2 separate regions of the Mus musculus genome follow, and region 2 is linked to region 1. Evidence: chromatin contacts called from ENCODE Hi-C or POLR2A ChIA-PET data. All regions are on one chromosome and are shown on one strand. Each heading gives the region's core, a stretch centred on a gene start or an enhancer-like site at or near the end of the contact. The rest is flanking DNA. Distances are from core to core; before and after follow the strand shown.

The links. Hi-C counts contacts between places; a loop is a spot of excess contacts on that map. ChIA-PET counts read pairs that join two places held with the same protein, here RNA polymerase II (POLR2A).
Region 2: POLR2A ChIA-PET joins it to region 1 with 36 read pairs in embryonic stem cell. The contact joins the enhancer-like site here to the promoter of 2310016D23Rik in region 1. A Hi-C loop is called at or near these places in 2 of 37 maps with a recorded cell type or tissue (T-helper 17 cell and gastrocnemius). POLR2A ChIA-PET finds 5 or more read pairs at or near these places in 3 of 5 experiments (Patski and embryonic stem cell).

What each region holds. Positions count from the first base shown.
Region 1 is chr1:60,775,537-60,783,059 of GRCm38, forward strand. It overlaps 2310016D23Rik (a long non-coding RNA gene), which reads left to right and starts at 2,925. Exons shown (of 3, transcript XR_865459.1): 1 at 2,925-3,380.
Region 2 is chr1:60,845,041-60,852,563 of GRCm38, forward strand. No RefSeq gene overlaps it. Among named protein-coding and RNA genes, the nearest start is that of Gm38137, 15 kb to the right of the region's middle. Within about 2 kb of position 4,264, at least 1 of the 3 ENCODE cell types and tissues checked has a DNase peak (open chromatin) inside an H3K27ac peak, as active enhancers do.

The DNA of each region.
Region 1 (7,523 bases), core at 1,675-4,174:
TCTTTGTTTTGTTGAAACGAGACTTGTGGAGTTCAATAAATGCAGAGAAAGCTTGAAAAAGATGAGCTCACATCCAGGCTACTACTTAAGAAAGTCTGGAATCAGCTAGTCTCGTGGATGTTTCAACAGGGAAATCAGATCAAACTGGAAAGGTACCAGATTAATAGATGGAAAAACCTCTGCACAGATCTCAGTAAGGATGTGTTTATTGTACTAATGGAAAATTGTATAACCTGTTAAAAAGTTGAGGTACCTCCAGACTCATCCTCAAGGTATAACACAAGGCAAATTCTATGACATCACTAGACAGGCCCCTCTATCATGTCTTAACCCCACAAATGTGAGAATTTACAATCAACAAACAACAGCCTTTAGTGCACTTTGTAGGAGATTCAGTCCAGGGCTCCATCTAGGCAAACAACTGAGCTGCATCCCCAGCCCAGGGTAGTTTCCTTTTCAGTGGGAAGAGCCATGTGTGTATATATCTTTGTGTATGTGTGTGTGTGCATGTGTGTGTGTGCATAAGCACATGTGTATGCATGTACATGCTGATGTTGGATATTTTCTCTATCATTCTGCACTGTACTTTTTGAGACAGACTTTCTCACTGAATGTAGGACTCATGCCAGTGAGCTGCAGTAAGCTCCTGCCTCCACCTTCCCAGCTCTAGTACGTCAGGTGAGCCCCTTAAAGCCTGACTCTTTACGTGACTGCTTGGAATGGATCCAAACTTAGATCTTTATGCGACAGGTCCCTTACTGACTGAGCCACCTCCCTAGACCCACATTCCTATTTAAGCAGTATCTTTTGTCATCTCTCGTTATATCTGGAACAGAGATGATAGATAGTTGAGACAAATCAAAGAAACTCCTGGGTTCATTGCAACAGAAATCTGACCCCCACAGTAAAAGGCAGCTACAGATGGTCTGGGAACCACCTTAGAAACCTGCTGATGGTGTGCTCTGTGTTCTCCTCAACTGAGCCTCCATTGATGTGCTGGCAGTGGTACTCAGGATCTTGGGTTTTGAGAAATACATCTGAGAGATTGGACCTCCTTATGTTTTCCCATCTGACATTCTGAAAGTAGGGTGTGTGTGTGGTTTTTGTTTTTGTTTTTGTTTTTTTTTTGAATCATAGGTTTATGGTTCTTAAAACTGTAGACTACTGTCCAGAGCAGTATGTGAAACACTAGCTTAAGTGCCTTTTGCTCATTTCAGGGTTGACATTGGACCCAATGCTTGAAACTACTTGCATTGAAAGTCTGTGTGTCCAAGAATATGTCAGACTTTCTGAGCTGACCTCACTCTTGGGGCAAAATCAAGGATCAGAATGTGTGCTTCCCAAAGGCCATGCCCTATGCCATTTGCCCACTTAAACTCTGCGAAAGGATTGGAAAGGCTACAAACTCAAGGGGATAAAAAGTTGTAAAGGATAGCCTGGATTTCACTCATACTTCATTATGTAAAGGCATCTCAATGACAGATAATCTCCTTTGTCTCCAAAGGGCAAGCTGTGAACTGGGTGGAAATGTCAGTTGAGACAGAAGAGCAGCAAACAGCTCTGTTTTCCTATAGTTGTGGTTTTGCATGGTGACGATGACACATGAAGATGAGAACAGGTAGCATGAACTCCAGTCATTATCTGAGTGAACATCTCTGCCAACGCTGAAGGATATGTGTGGGTGTCACCTGCAAGCACAGAGATGGGGAGGGAGGGAGGGAGGGAGAGAGGGAGGAAGGGAGGGAGGGAGGGGGAGGGAAGAAGAGAGAGAGATGAACAAAAGGTTTATTTATGAAGTTTACATTTGATTTCCTTTCCCTTGATAACTTCCTCATCTGAGTTTAGTGTCTAGACTAAATTGATGTACATTTGGTGACTGAGGAAGAGGGTCAGAAAGGTGGGTTTGAATTAGCATCAGCAAAGTTAGCCAGATTCATACAGACTTTTTTTTTCAATTTCTTATGCACACACTGAGCATTCGATACGTTGGCATCCAAAGTGAGGGTTTTTGCTAACGTCTGGGAACCAGTGATATAGATGATATGAAGCAAGACTAGCTGGAGGTTGTCATGGGGATGCTTTTTCATTCCAAACAGGGTGCAACTCATGTTTCATTTGCTTTGTGCCTCTCTGTCCTGTCTTCTTCTTCATTCATCCAACAACATTTTGATGACCGTCTTCCCAGCTCTGAAAAGCGGACTGGGTACAGGAGAAACGATAGAGCAACGCTGTTGTCCTTATCTCTGCGTGGACCAATCAGAGTGTATTTTACAACCCTTCACCTCCTTCTATTCACCTTAAGGCACCTACTTAGTCCTGACTGTAGAACTTAGACATTGTGTATCTACTGTTACTCTGGTGACTGTATAGTTTCTTGTAGCTACTGCAGTCTGTCACTGTAGACAAACAACTGAGATTAGCTGTATTTCAGCAAGCTTTTACTTATGGATATTGGTATTTGATTCTCCTTTAATTTTCTTGCCAGATATTGTGATTCCTCTGATTGCTGCACCATCACCCTAGCCGTATGTACACATACAATCCATTCTTCAGCTCATGGCCTGTGCAGTGTCAGACAGTGGCTAGACTTGGCCTGTAGGCCGCAGTTTGCTGACCTCTGAGACAGAACCAAGGCACCACTTTTAAGCTTTGAGCTTGTCTTTGAACGCCAGACACCATCTAGAAGGGATCAGTCTGGGTGCATGTAAAGACCTCTTGGGAGTGTGAGTGTCCAAGTAACTTTATTTAAAAAAAAAAAAAAAGGCAAGGATTTGCAGAGAATGAGGGAGAGACTTTATCCAAGAGAGAGCTATCCTGGGGAGGAGAAACAGGAAACTAAAAGCAAAGGGGACGAGAATTTCAAGATGACAGCATCCTCGGGAAATTAGTGCTAAAAGCCCAATGATTACTGTTACATTTTCTTTGCTCTTTTCCCTCTCGTCCAACCATCAAATCCATGCAATCTCCAAGGAAACAAAATAAATTTTTATTCACAGTGGGGGTGGGGGGGTATGGCCCGTGTCCAAGGTAATGAAAAAGACGAATTACCCTGCAAATCCTTCCAAATGGACCACACTCAGCTCCAGTGTGGAGTGGGTGGAGCAGAGACCAGAAGCAGCTGTCTCAGGACTGGCCTCCTACCACTTTCCATGACTTTTTCAAATCTAAATTTAGCTACTATTTATAGGTGACCAGGAGAGCACACCCTCACCCGCACCCGCAACCCCTGCTGCTGCCCACTGGAAGGGCAAACTAAAGCTTGGCATTTCACAGGTAGGCGTGAAAGTCAGCTTTATACAGATCATAGACACTGACCCGGCCTTTGTCATCCCTTATCGCTGCTCCACCCTGTTTGTCTACAGCTGCTGGTTACACCCAAGGTACAAATAGTTCTTTCTGGAAACAGCCTGTGGGGGCACTCTGAGCCATACACTCATTCATTCTATCTGGGCATTTTAGAAATAGGGTAAGATTTAGCTTCATTTGTGCAGCCAAGAATAGGAAATTGCTCCCCAAAAGGTCAGATGCCTAAGATTTAATATGCAAGCAGCCTGTAATACCTAAGATTTAATATGCAAGCAGCCTGTAATACCTAAGATTTAATATGCAAACAGCCTGTAATACCAGGAGCAGGCACACCTCTCTCAGAATGGTGTATCCTGCAAAGCCAGGATACACTAATGTGTTCAAGTTACAGTCTGGGTGAACAGCCTTAGGACCTCCAAGACTTTTCTTATATAGTGTGTAGGACTGCTGTGTAGGTTATTCACTCAGTTCCTTCCCAGGGCCTCTACAGAGGCCATAAGAAAGACTTAAATCTGCTCAGCCTCCTCTTGAAGCTGTGACAGGAGAGTACTTATCTTGTGGAGCCTACTTCGATCTTTCTGCCGCTTGGTTACTAGCTTTATAGGGAGAGACATATTCTCAGTCTCAAAAGGAAGCAACCTAGGATGAAAACCACTGAGAACAAAACAGGAAGAGAGGTCCCAGCTCCTACAAGCACCTCTCTCCTGTTTGTTTGTTTGTTTGTTTTAACCTTCATTGCCCCTCAAATCTGGCCTCTTTCAGTAGGTTGTTTGTTTCGTGAATTAAGGTTAGTAATGCAAAAGTAAACTTCCAGGTTTAGAGCTCAGGGGGAAATTATGACTTATTGTGCCCCGTAGAATACTAAGTTTGGGGCTAATTCTTGTCTTTGCCCTTGAACCTTCTGGTGGGACAACGGCAGATTGTCTCTAGTTTCTACTCACTACTATATGAAAGGATTAGACAAAGGGACTTCTGTGTAGATGTCTTGTACTTTTTATATCCCACATTACAACTGTTTTATTTTTTCATATTATAGCTTTTATATACATGTGTATTTTTTGAGGTTTTTGTCAGCTGGGAATATTTGAAAAAGCCTACAATTTCTTGTACACATTATCTCCACTAGTTAAAAATTATGTGTCACTTTTTCTTAAATAAATAGTGAAATACTTGTGGATTTAAGGTAGAAATATTTATTTATATGGGCTTTCTTGTGTGAATTTAATTTGAAAATCACCTTCATGTAATAGCATGAAAAATTTCATTGTTTTTTTAAAGATAGACATTTCTCTAATAATAATAATAATAATAATAATAATAATAATACTTGATAGTATAAATCTAGTGATTTCTGAATTCTTCATAGTATATTAAATCTTGAGTATAATATATTGGTGCTTAAAACCTTTTAACTGAGTGAACAAACAGGTGGATAGGTAAATATACAACCTTTTATCTGAAAAACACACAAAAACTGTTTTGTCTTTTGATAAATTAGATGAACTAGGTACTATTAAAAGGTTTGGGAAATTTGAAAACTACTGATAAAATTTACAAGTTTTTTTTTTTTTTTTTTTTTTTGGTTTTTCGAGACAGGGTTTCTCTGTGTAGCCCTGGCTGTCCTGGAACTCACTTTGTAGACCAGGCTGGCCTCGAACTCAGAAATCTGCCTGCCTCTGCCTCCCGAGTGCTGGGATAAAAGGCGTGTGCCACCACCGCCCGGTTAGCAATTTACAAGGTTTTAAAAATGTCAAAGTGCATTTTATTACCATGCCTCTTACACTCAAATCAAAAACTGTGTCCTCTCGCTTGGCAACACACAGAACTCTGTATTATTTTCCCACTTATGCTTTCCAGGAAATCCAAAGAGTGGATAACGGTAGGCATACGCTAGAGTGATGGTAACCCTCTCATCCAGGATTGGCTGACACGTGACACAATTCTAACCAATAAGGCCGTGAGTGTGCACCAAAGCTCCCCTGGGAAAGTTTCTCTTTGTTCTTAAAAGACATTTGGAAATAAAGAATGCCTTTTTTGAATCTTAGATTGCTGTGTCTTCAAGGGGATTTTGCACAATGAGCAGGATTGGCCCGATGGTCAGAGCAGGCTGAGGCCAGGAGAGGAGGGCAGAGAAAGCAGCCGAACCTTGAGGGAACTGAGCAGAAGGCCGAGCAACCCTGAAAGTGTCTGTCTTCAGCTTCTTGACATGGCTGACAACAAATAGCTTTATTATTGAAGACATTTCAGGTGGATTTTCTTATTACATGAAGAAGTATAATCTTCCTGTTCTCCCGAAGGTCCTGAGTTCAAATCCCAGCAACCACATTGTGGCTCACAACCATCCAAAATGATTTCTGACACCCTCTTCTGGTGTGTCTTAAGACACAGTGTACTTACATATAATAATAAATAAATTAAAAGAAAAAGATTCAGAGAAATATAACCGTCCTAATTAATATCTTCATAATGACTGATTATATATATATGTTTATATGCATATATATAATCCTAATTAACTTCATGTTGACTGATTACATATATAATATATAATGTTATCTATAATCTATGAACATATATTCATAAATTTCACATTGTTTGGAGAAATAAAGAACTCAACACTACCTTACCCTCTTGGTATGCTCAGTTATTAGTCTCTGACAACTTGAAGAACTAGATGTTATCAGTATATTGGTAACAATGTCCTTACCTCAGAAGAGATGACATTTGGGTTACTGGCTTCTTTGAAACATTGGCTCCTGAGGTTCTGTAAGTTAGAAAAGAACAGAAGATTCAAGCACTCATTCGCATTTTCTCCTCTTAAAACTTACCACCATCGCTGCTTTCCTAAATTAGCATAACCCCTAACTGTCTTCTAATACATTTAGAATGTACTCCTCTCATCAAGGAAACTGCTTTTTGAACTGAAAAACCACAACAAATCAAAAGGCAGAGCTGTGGAGCTCGGTACCAACTGACACATCAACAATACTACTCCTCCACCTGAGGCTCAGGGATCAGGGGCTGAGCGGAAGAGGGGCTGGAAAGAAGGCCAGAGAGTTTGCTGTGAGGTTGTGTCTCTTAAGAACGTCAGAGGCTACACCCACAATGTTTCACCAAACTGACTGCCTAAAACTGAGCTGAGCAAGGACAACATGGAAAGGCATGCTGATGTGGATGGTGGTGGTTTGAGGAACCCATGAGGCCTCAACCCTACACAAAGAACTCCAGGCAGCTAAGGAACAACACTGAGAGTGGGGGAAATAGTCTCCTCAGGGAGGAACAAATCCAATACCAAATGGTTAGCCCTGAAAGCATACACATAGAAGCAATAGTATACAGACTGATGGGTTGTATTTATGTATTTAGGAACACACACACACACACACACACACACACACACACCAATAATGAATGAAAAAGAGAGGCCATGAATCTGAAAGAGAGTAAGGAGAAATACATGAGAGGATTTTGATGGAGAAAAGAGGAGGGGGAAATGCAGTAAATATATTATAAATTAAAAATAGTTAAATAAAAATCCTTTCTCCTCTTTCTCTTTTTGTATGAATTGGTGATGAGAATGTTCTAGAAGGAATCTGGGAAAAGTAGAGTTTTGTTTTGATATCAACAGGAGATGTGAAAAATAGGGCTGTTGCACTACTTCACAGAGTCCTCTGAAAACACAAAGCACAGAATCAGGCTGAGTCTTCTATGCCAGTGGTCTCGTTCTCCTGCTGCACTCCTTAATTCAAAATACTCTTAATATGGTGCATTTAAAAATTCAATATATGCTTATATTAAAAAATATATTTAAAATGCTATTACACATTTAGATCAGTGGCTTATTTCTTTGGGTGTAGTACCACATCTTGTCATTTTAAAAAAATTATTTATTATTGTTGTGTGAGGGGTTTGTGTGTGTTGTGGCACATATGTAGATGTCAGAAGACAGCTTTATGGGGTTGATTCTCTTTTTCCACCTTTATATGAATTTTGAACTCAGGTCATCAGGCTTCATGGCAAACACTTTTTTATAATTTATTTTTTTAATTAGGTATTTTCTTAATTTACATTTCAAATGCTATCCTAGAAGTCCCCCCAGACCCTCACCCCGCAAACTCCCCTACCCACCCACTCCCACTTCTTGGCCCTGGCATTACCCCGTACTGAGGCATATAAAGTTTGCAAGACCAAGGGGCCTCTCCTCCCAATGATGGCCA
Region 2 (7,523 bases), core at 3,014-5,513, 71 kb after region 1:
AGCTAACACTCGGGATTCTCATGTAATTTGGGAACCCATAAGGCAAGCATTAAATCAAATCCACAACATTGTCCTCCAACCCAAGAAAGCAGAAAGGAAATGCCAATGAACGAGTGAGGTGTAGTTTATAGTTTACCTGGAACCCCTCATCATTATTTAAAAGAATAAAACCCTAAATTTTGCATTAAAATTCTAAACTCTAACCATTAGAAATCCTTGGCATATGTTTTGTTTCTTTGTAACACATCTGAAAACAGACAGCAACCTGACCTGTGTGCTCAGGGCATAGTTGAGCCCGTGCTTTGGGGATCATCTTCTTTGATAAATTCTGAGCCTTAGTAAATGTAATACTGACTTTAGAAGCCATTAAAATACTAACCCTAGCTCTCTCTGCTTCTCTAAATTTTCTTACTTGACTGCTGTTAAAGTATGATGTGGTGTGGGCTTAGGCGCCTTCACTGCCAAACACCACCCAAGCAATTGTCTTGTGGGCGTGTCCCAGCTGGAGAAACATACTCGCCTTAGAAAACTCAGCAGCTCACTAGTTTTTGATGAGACTGTGAAAACCATGGCAAATGACTTACTTGAGGTCTATGAGATACGGGGGGGGGGGGGGGGGGGGGGGGGAGGGGGATTTCAGTGTGGACCTCATCACCTGCATGATTGTGTTCTTAGTTTTATTTTATTTTATTTTATTTTATTTTAAGATATTGAGCTAGAACAGCTCAGATGCTCCAAGGGGAACGGGAGACTATGACTCAGGACCATACCTTGCACTCTCCTGCTTGTGGCTCTGGCAACCTGAATGTGCTGCTCTAGATCATAAAAAGCATCTTGTTCAGAGAGCAGAGTGTGGGTGGTGGGTGGCTCACAGCCACTGTGGGAGCCAGCGGGCAAGGATGGATTAGAGACTACTTTGAGATCTCAGGAAATGGAAACCTAAGGACTCAAGAATTGTTTCTTCTTCAACCAGAGCCACACAGTAGTAAGCATTCAAATAGTTTTAAACATATAGGTCACTGACTTAAGAGTTCTGTGGTCATCTGACATCGTGAAACTACTCAGTTGAAATTGTAGTTCACAGAGAGAGGGATCCAAAGGTGAGGAGCGGGGTGGACACTGAGATATCAGGTCAGAGCAGGAGGTGGGATTCAGAACCTGAAGAACCTCAGGTGCTTTCTAAAAGGAGTTTGGACACCATCTTGTCGACAACAGGACACGCTGCAAGATTTCCAACCCAAGTTCATGGAGGACAGAATTGCTTTTTAAAGGATCACTCGGGTTTGCAGCAATGAGAAGTGGGAAGGATATACAGGATCGGAGACCAGTTAGGGATGGTCATGGCTTGAGTGTAATCATAGCTAATAGTTCCATCCTGGCTTGAGGATTGCGGCTTTAAGGAATTGTCTCTGAGCAGGGGCTCGGGAGGCTCAGTAGTCTGCTCTGTTTGCCTGCTGCCTGTCTGCTTACTAGAAAATATGCCTATGATCAGATTTGGGTCTCAAATTTCAGAGAGACAAGTTTGGATGATGGTTATGAACTTTACAAGAAAAAAAAGAGGCAAGAAAGAGGAATAAAGAATAGAGAATATGTTACCTGAAACAGAAGCATCAAGAGATCACTGCACAAGCCTTTCATCCCAGCATCAGGGAGGCAGAAGCAGGGGGATCGCATTGAGTTCAAGGCCAGCGTGGTCTACAAAAGCTCCAGGACAGCCAGGGCTACACAGAGAAACCCTGTCTTGAATCTTCCACCCACCCCTAGAAAGGATCATTTGCAAACTTGTTTTGTAAGAACTGCTGTAAGATTAGTGCCAGAATTTTCAAGCTGTGTAACTTCTTCAGTGATTATATTTATCTTGAAATACATTGTAAAGAGCTTAGATACTAAATAAACAGTCTCCTAGTGATCTCATGCATATGCATCATGCCAAAGGGGTGAAGGGTGATTGAACCTCATGAAGCAAGCCCGTCAGAAATCTTGTTTGACCTTGTGTCTGGAACAGGAGCCAATCCTAACTTTATATCCTAGAGAACTCTAGATTTTCTGTGAAAAATGCTCACTCTATGGGGGTGGTGGAGGAGATCAGGGCTGGAAGCCAGTTTATCCAATCCCTGTCTGGAGCACGTGGGCAGATGTGAAAGTGGGAGCAATATTCATACCACACATTGGTTTCCTTGTGAACATGTTAATGCAAATTTGCAACCATGGCAACAAAACAGCTTTATTAAAACATAAAGTCTCCATGTTATTGCACTTAACACACAAACGTGCGTGCGTGCGCACACACAGACACACACACACACACACACACACACTCATGTCCCCAAACCCAAACTAAGCAAATGCAAACCCTCTGATTTCTTGCTAATAAGTAAAGTTAGCATTTTTTCTTGTTTACCCATTTCATTAGGAATATTTCATTAAAAGATTCCAATTATTCTATAACCCTTTGTAGTTCAAAGGAAATCATTTTAGAGAAGTAATCTGGGTTTGAAGAGGATGACAATCCAAACAAGAAATGAAGAGATGGCTTTAGAGGTTTCTTATTTTGGCACTGAATAAAGTCAGAGAGAATGGGGGCAGAGTGTTAGGACTGCCAGAGGAAAAACAGAGGGGAGAGAAGAAAGAATCCTTGTGAAGATGTCAGGACTCTGTAGCCAGGGCTAGGACTGAGGATCCATGGTGATCACAGAGGGATGAGGGCAGATACTTTTTACCACTTACTTTTATATTTTGTTACTTAATGGATTTTGTTACATTCATTTTGATATTTTTAAAGAAAAATCTATTTAGCTCAATATATTTCCTGAGCTCTTTAAAATTGGTATCTGATATTTCAGTTTACCCAGTTAACCTGCCTTATTAAGGATAGAGATTTACAAAGAAAGAAAAAGATACATAGATTACACTAGAAATTCTGATTACATTTTGAGTTCAGCTTGGGAGGTGAGGAAATGTTCTCTAGGCTTACAGACCCCAGCGGCACCCCTGTAGCCAGGGGCATGTGAAGGGCTGGAAGAGCTGGGGCATTCCTCAGTCTCAGGGGGGCAGAGCACCTTCATGATCTCTTCCTCTGAGGGCTTCGACCAGTTCTTGGGTGTAGATAGTTTGGTTACAGACCTCAGTAAAACTTTCTTACGTTGTCTATGCTTTGGCTTGAGTGAGTATTTGGGATCTGTGGGTTTATAACTTTCATCAAATTAAGAAAATAATCTAAGCTGTCTCTTGAAATATTTCTTTGCTCCCCCTCCCTTGTTTCCCCTCAAGAGTTTTGTTTCTCCGATAACGTGTGTATTGAACCACTTGAAGGTCTTAGGTGCTCTGTCTTTCTGTCTGTCTGTCTGTCTGTCTTTCCCCGCCCCCCAATACTGGTTTCGTTAGAGATCGGTTATATTGCTGTGCTTTCAAGTTCACTAATTCTATTTTATTTATCAATAACCCACTGTTTATCATAAATTTCTGGCACTTAATCAAAGGAAGTTCTAGTTGGGTCACTTTAAATATAGTTCATTAACAAGTTTACAGTTCCTTTCACGGTCTTGAACATTTGGAATATAACAAGAATGACTGTTCTTGTCTACAATTCTAACATCTTTGATAATGTTTTGTTGTTATGTTTTTTTCTACTTCTTTATACTTTCTTGCACGCGCTCGACTGGCCAGGAGGAACGATGCTGCAACAGGATCCTTCCGCACACGTTTATTAGGAGAGCTTGATTGCAGAGGCAAAGAGACCCAAGCCCAGAACTGGTGCTGCTTATATAGGCCTAGGAGAGGCGTTCTCTCTCATCTGATTGGTTAACTTGTCTCTCATCTGATTGGTTAACTTTGGTCAATTCTCAAAACCTCATCTTGGCAAAAGAACCTTTACTGCCTATATATGTGTGGTGGCCAGCAATAGCCAACTGCCACTCTGCAACTGCCACTCTGCAACTGCCACTCTGTAACTGCCACTCTGTAACTGCCACTCTGCAACGGCTCCCCACAATACTTAGTAATCTTGGATTAGATAGCAGTTGGAAAATTTTCCTTGTTGTCCGGTGGTTATTTTCGTATTCTCATAAATATTTTAGTGTTGGTTCTAGTATGCAGAATTCTGGAAACAGTGTGGTGCTTCTAGACTGCATATTAAAGCTTTGTGAGTTAAATTTAGACCAGCATTTACTTTGGGGCTAGTTTTTTCCCCTCACTACAGATTCTGTATTCATCGAGCTATGAGAACAGGAGGTTTTCCATTCTGGCAGATGGGGACGTGAGCCACTTCCCACCCATGTGAGCAAGAAGCATTCCTTCCTCTAACCCTACATTAGCCTCAGGTGGGTGTCCTCCCTCTGAATCCTACTCAGACACTGGCTGGAGATTTAACCAGACTCCTTCATACTTTCAGTTGTCTGTGCAGCTGGGCCCTCTCTAATAGTCTGGCCTGAGAACTCTGTCTTCTTGTCTGATAATTCCTGTTCCATCTCCTCAACTCAAGGAGACCTCCTCTCTGTGTCTTGGAAGAAACATTTCGGACAGAAGGCTGGGACAAATTAAAGAGCTCAAATCACTTGATTCACTCTCATGGTGTCAAACAACCATCGTTTATCTTTTTCCATCCAACTTTTTATTGATCCTTTGTGAGTTTCACATCATGCATCCCAGTCCCACTCATTTCCCCATTCCCTCGTTTCTGCCCTCTCCCATTGCAACTGTGCCCACTCACCCCAAAATAAAATAAAAACCAACCAACTAAACAAACAACCCCAAACAAAAATGAAACAAAGCATAGAAAACATCTCATTGTAAAGCTAAAGTGTGTCCCAGTGTGTCCTAGAGTATACCCCTCTGTCCACATGTCTTCACTTGCAAATGGTCACTGCAATGAGTCATTGGTCTGGTCCAAGGCCTCTGGCTTCTGCTACCCATCAGTACTGGATCCTTACTGGGACTCCTCCCAGTTATCCTGTTGTTGTCCTGACCCTTTCACATGCTCCATCTATTCACAGATGATGTCGATTTTGGATCTGGGCCTGGATGGTAGCTAAGCTGGTCAGCCCTCCAGTTCTCCAGCACTGGGATCACCAGGACGAGCGAATCATCATATATCTTGATATATATGATGTATAAATATCATTTATTTTTATGTTTTCCAGCTAGGTCTTTGTCATGCCTTTGCCCGAAGTGATAATTCTGCAGTTATGGTTTTTGAATGTGGTTGATGAATAATATTTTTGGCAAACAGTAAATTACATCTGGATAGACCAATTAAGGCTTTTTGAATATTTTAAAATGCCCTCATAAAATTTACATCATTTTTCAAGTGTCAAAACATAGTTCTCATAATCTTACACTCACAGTTTTTACATAAATATGTGGGAAGCAAGTCAATGTTTTGTTTCTCATTAATGAGGTAACTGGAAGGATGCTAAAGTTAGTTATAAAGGTGAGACAAGAGAAGGCAAATGACCTATTAGAAGTAGGGAGAAAAGGAACGGAGGGAAAAGCAGGGAGAGAGAATGAATACTGAGATACATCTACTAATTTAAAAATAAAACTGACTAATGTTCCAGAGGGCAGTAAAGTCATATAGCCCCTGGACACATCTTCAATGAACAGAGATAATTTTTATCTTTTCATGCAAAATGTATTTGGACCATATCATGTTGATTTTCTGCACGCTAACATCTAAATCTTCATGGATTTAAATATGTCTGATTTTTAAATTAATGTTAGTAAGTAAAATAGTAATTATTTTCTCCCAGAGTAGGATGCCCCTATGTTTGGCTGCAACATTGAGTAGTGGCCACAACTCATCTTTTGCTTTACTGACAGGACTTGGAAAAGCTTTCTTAGCAGGAGAACTCCCTGGGAGTCATTGAGATTTGCACTCACCTCTTGGCTAGTCTGCTTTTGCTCATTTAATGAAAAGGTTACTCTAAAGAGTGGTAGTTTCTAACTGGGGCTATTTGTATGTTAGAATCACTTGGGGGTGCTTTTCAAAACTAGGAAAGCCAAGGCCACTTACCAAACCAACTAAATTAGACTCTTGGAGGGTGTAGCCCGGGTATCATTAGCTCTTTAAAAAGGCCCATAGTTATTCTAATGTTCAGTCAGGGCTGAAAGCCACTGGTCTAGACAGGGTTGCTCAGAGGCCTTTCAATAATAATGCCCTGTGACTTTCCAGCATGGAACACAAGCAAATCACTCTTGCAATGAAGAAAGTAGACATAAATATAAGCTCTGCTGACTGCAAAGCATTCCCAGTGACTTGAATATGATTCAGGGCTGCCAGCATTCATTCTGTGGTGTGGAAGCTGCGGGAAAGGCCAGGGGTGGGAGAGCTGAATGACTGGCCTTTGTGTTCCAATTATAGTCAGCTTGAGTTGCTAGAAAGAGATAGGAATGTCTGCTGTCAATTTCCTTTAGAAAAAGATAGATCAGAATTCATTTTGTGTCACTGCCTCTGGCTTGCCTCTGGCTTGCCGAGCTTGCCGCTGCCCCCAGAGTGAAAGGTCTTTCACGCAGTTATTATTGGAGATTGCATTTCTGATTCCAGACTGTACATTAATAAATTAAGGCCATGACTAGTAATATTCACCAAATGAAAATACTGCAACAAGTACAAGCCTTTTAAATGGCCTCAGACAATGAAGCTTTTTCAGACCCCGTTCCTTCATGCTTGTTATCGCTGAAAAGCATTTTTGTAGCCTTTATTAAAAATGGGGAAAGATCACGTTTGAAAGCATGGGCTTTTGAAGCCTCTCTTGTTATAAGCGTGTATATGAGGAACATGCAGAAAACATAACTAGCTGAGCAAGGCAGAAATTAAGGAAAGTAAAGCTGATATGTGTGAACCTTTTTTTGCATGCCTTTTTAATATGAGAGGGTCTAAAGTCAATGTTGGTTTTTTTTTTTTTTTCGAATGGCTTTAGGTATCTTTCTCAATTGTGTGCCTTTTTTGCTGTGTTACCATAGTGAGTAATATTAATAGAATCCAAATACTAAACCCTTGACCTGATTCTTGATTATTATGTCATATTCATTAGGTATTCTATCTAAATTCATCCATTTCTTCCCCAACATTATTGATGATAATCAGCTCCTTCTGCCCACTATAATGAAGCAGCTGTGTGAGCTGTGCAAGGACAATATTAACTCTACAGCCATGTGACTTAAGAGGAAAGTTGTCACTCTGAGATAGCCAGAAACAAAGGGCAAGCAAAGGGCAGCAGTAGTATGCAAATATGGAGCTCCTGGTGTTTAGGGGTTCCCCTCCCACACGCTCTGCTTTCCTTTAGAACACGTGTTTCCATTAAGAAACAACCCAACCATTAATCCCTTCAGATAAGCTCACAATGTTTCACATAATCTAAGAATAATGTCTCAAAGATGAGACCGGCTCGTTTGGTTACGCTATCAACACCGTTTGCAATCCTCCATCCACTGTTCCCTTTTAAGTCCGTGCTCAGGGGCCTCTCTTATAGCCATTACTAAACAATCAAGGGGTGTGGGGGAAGTATGGAGCAGAACTATGAGGA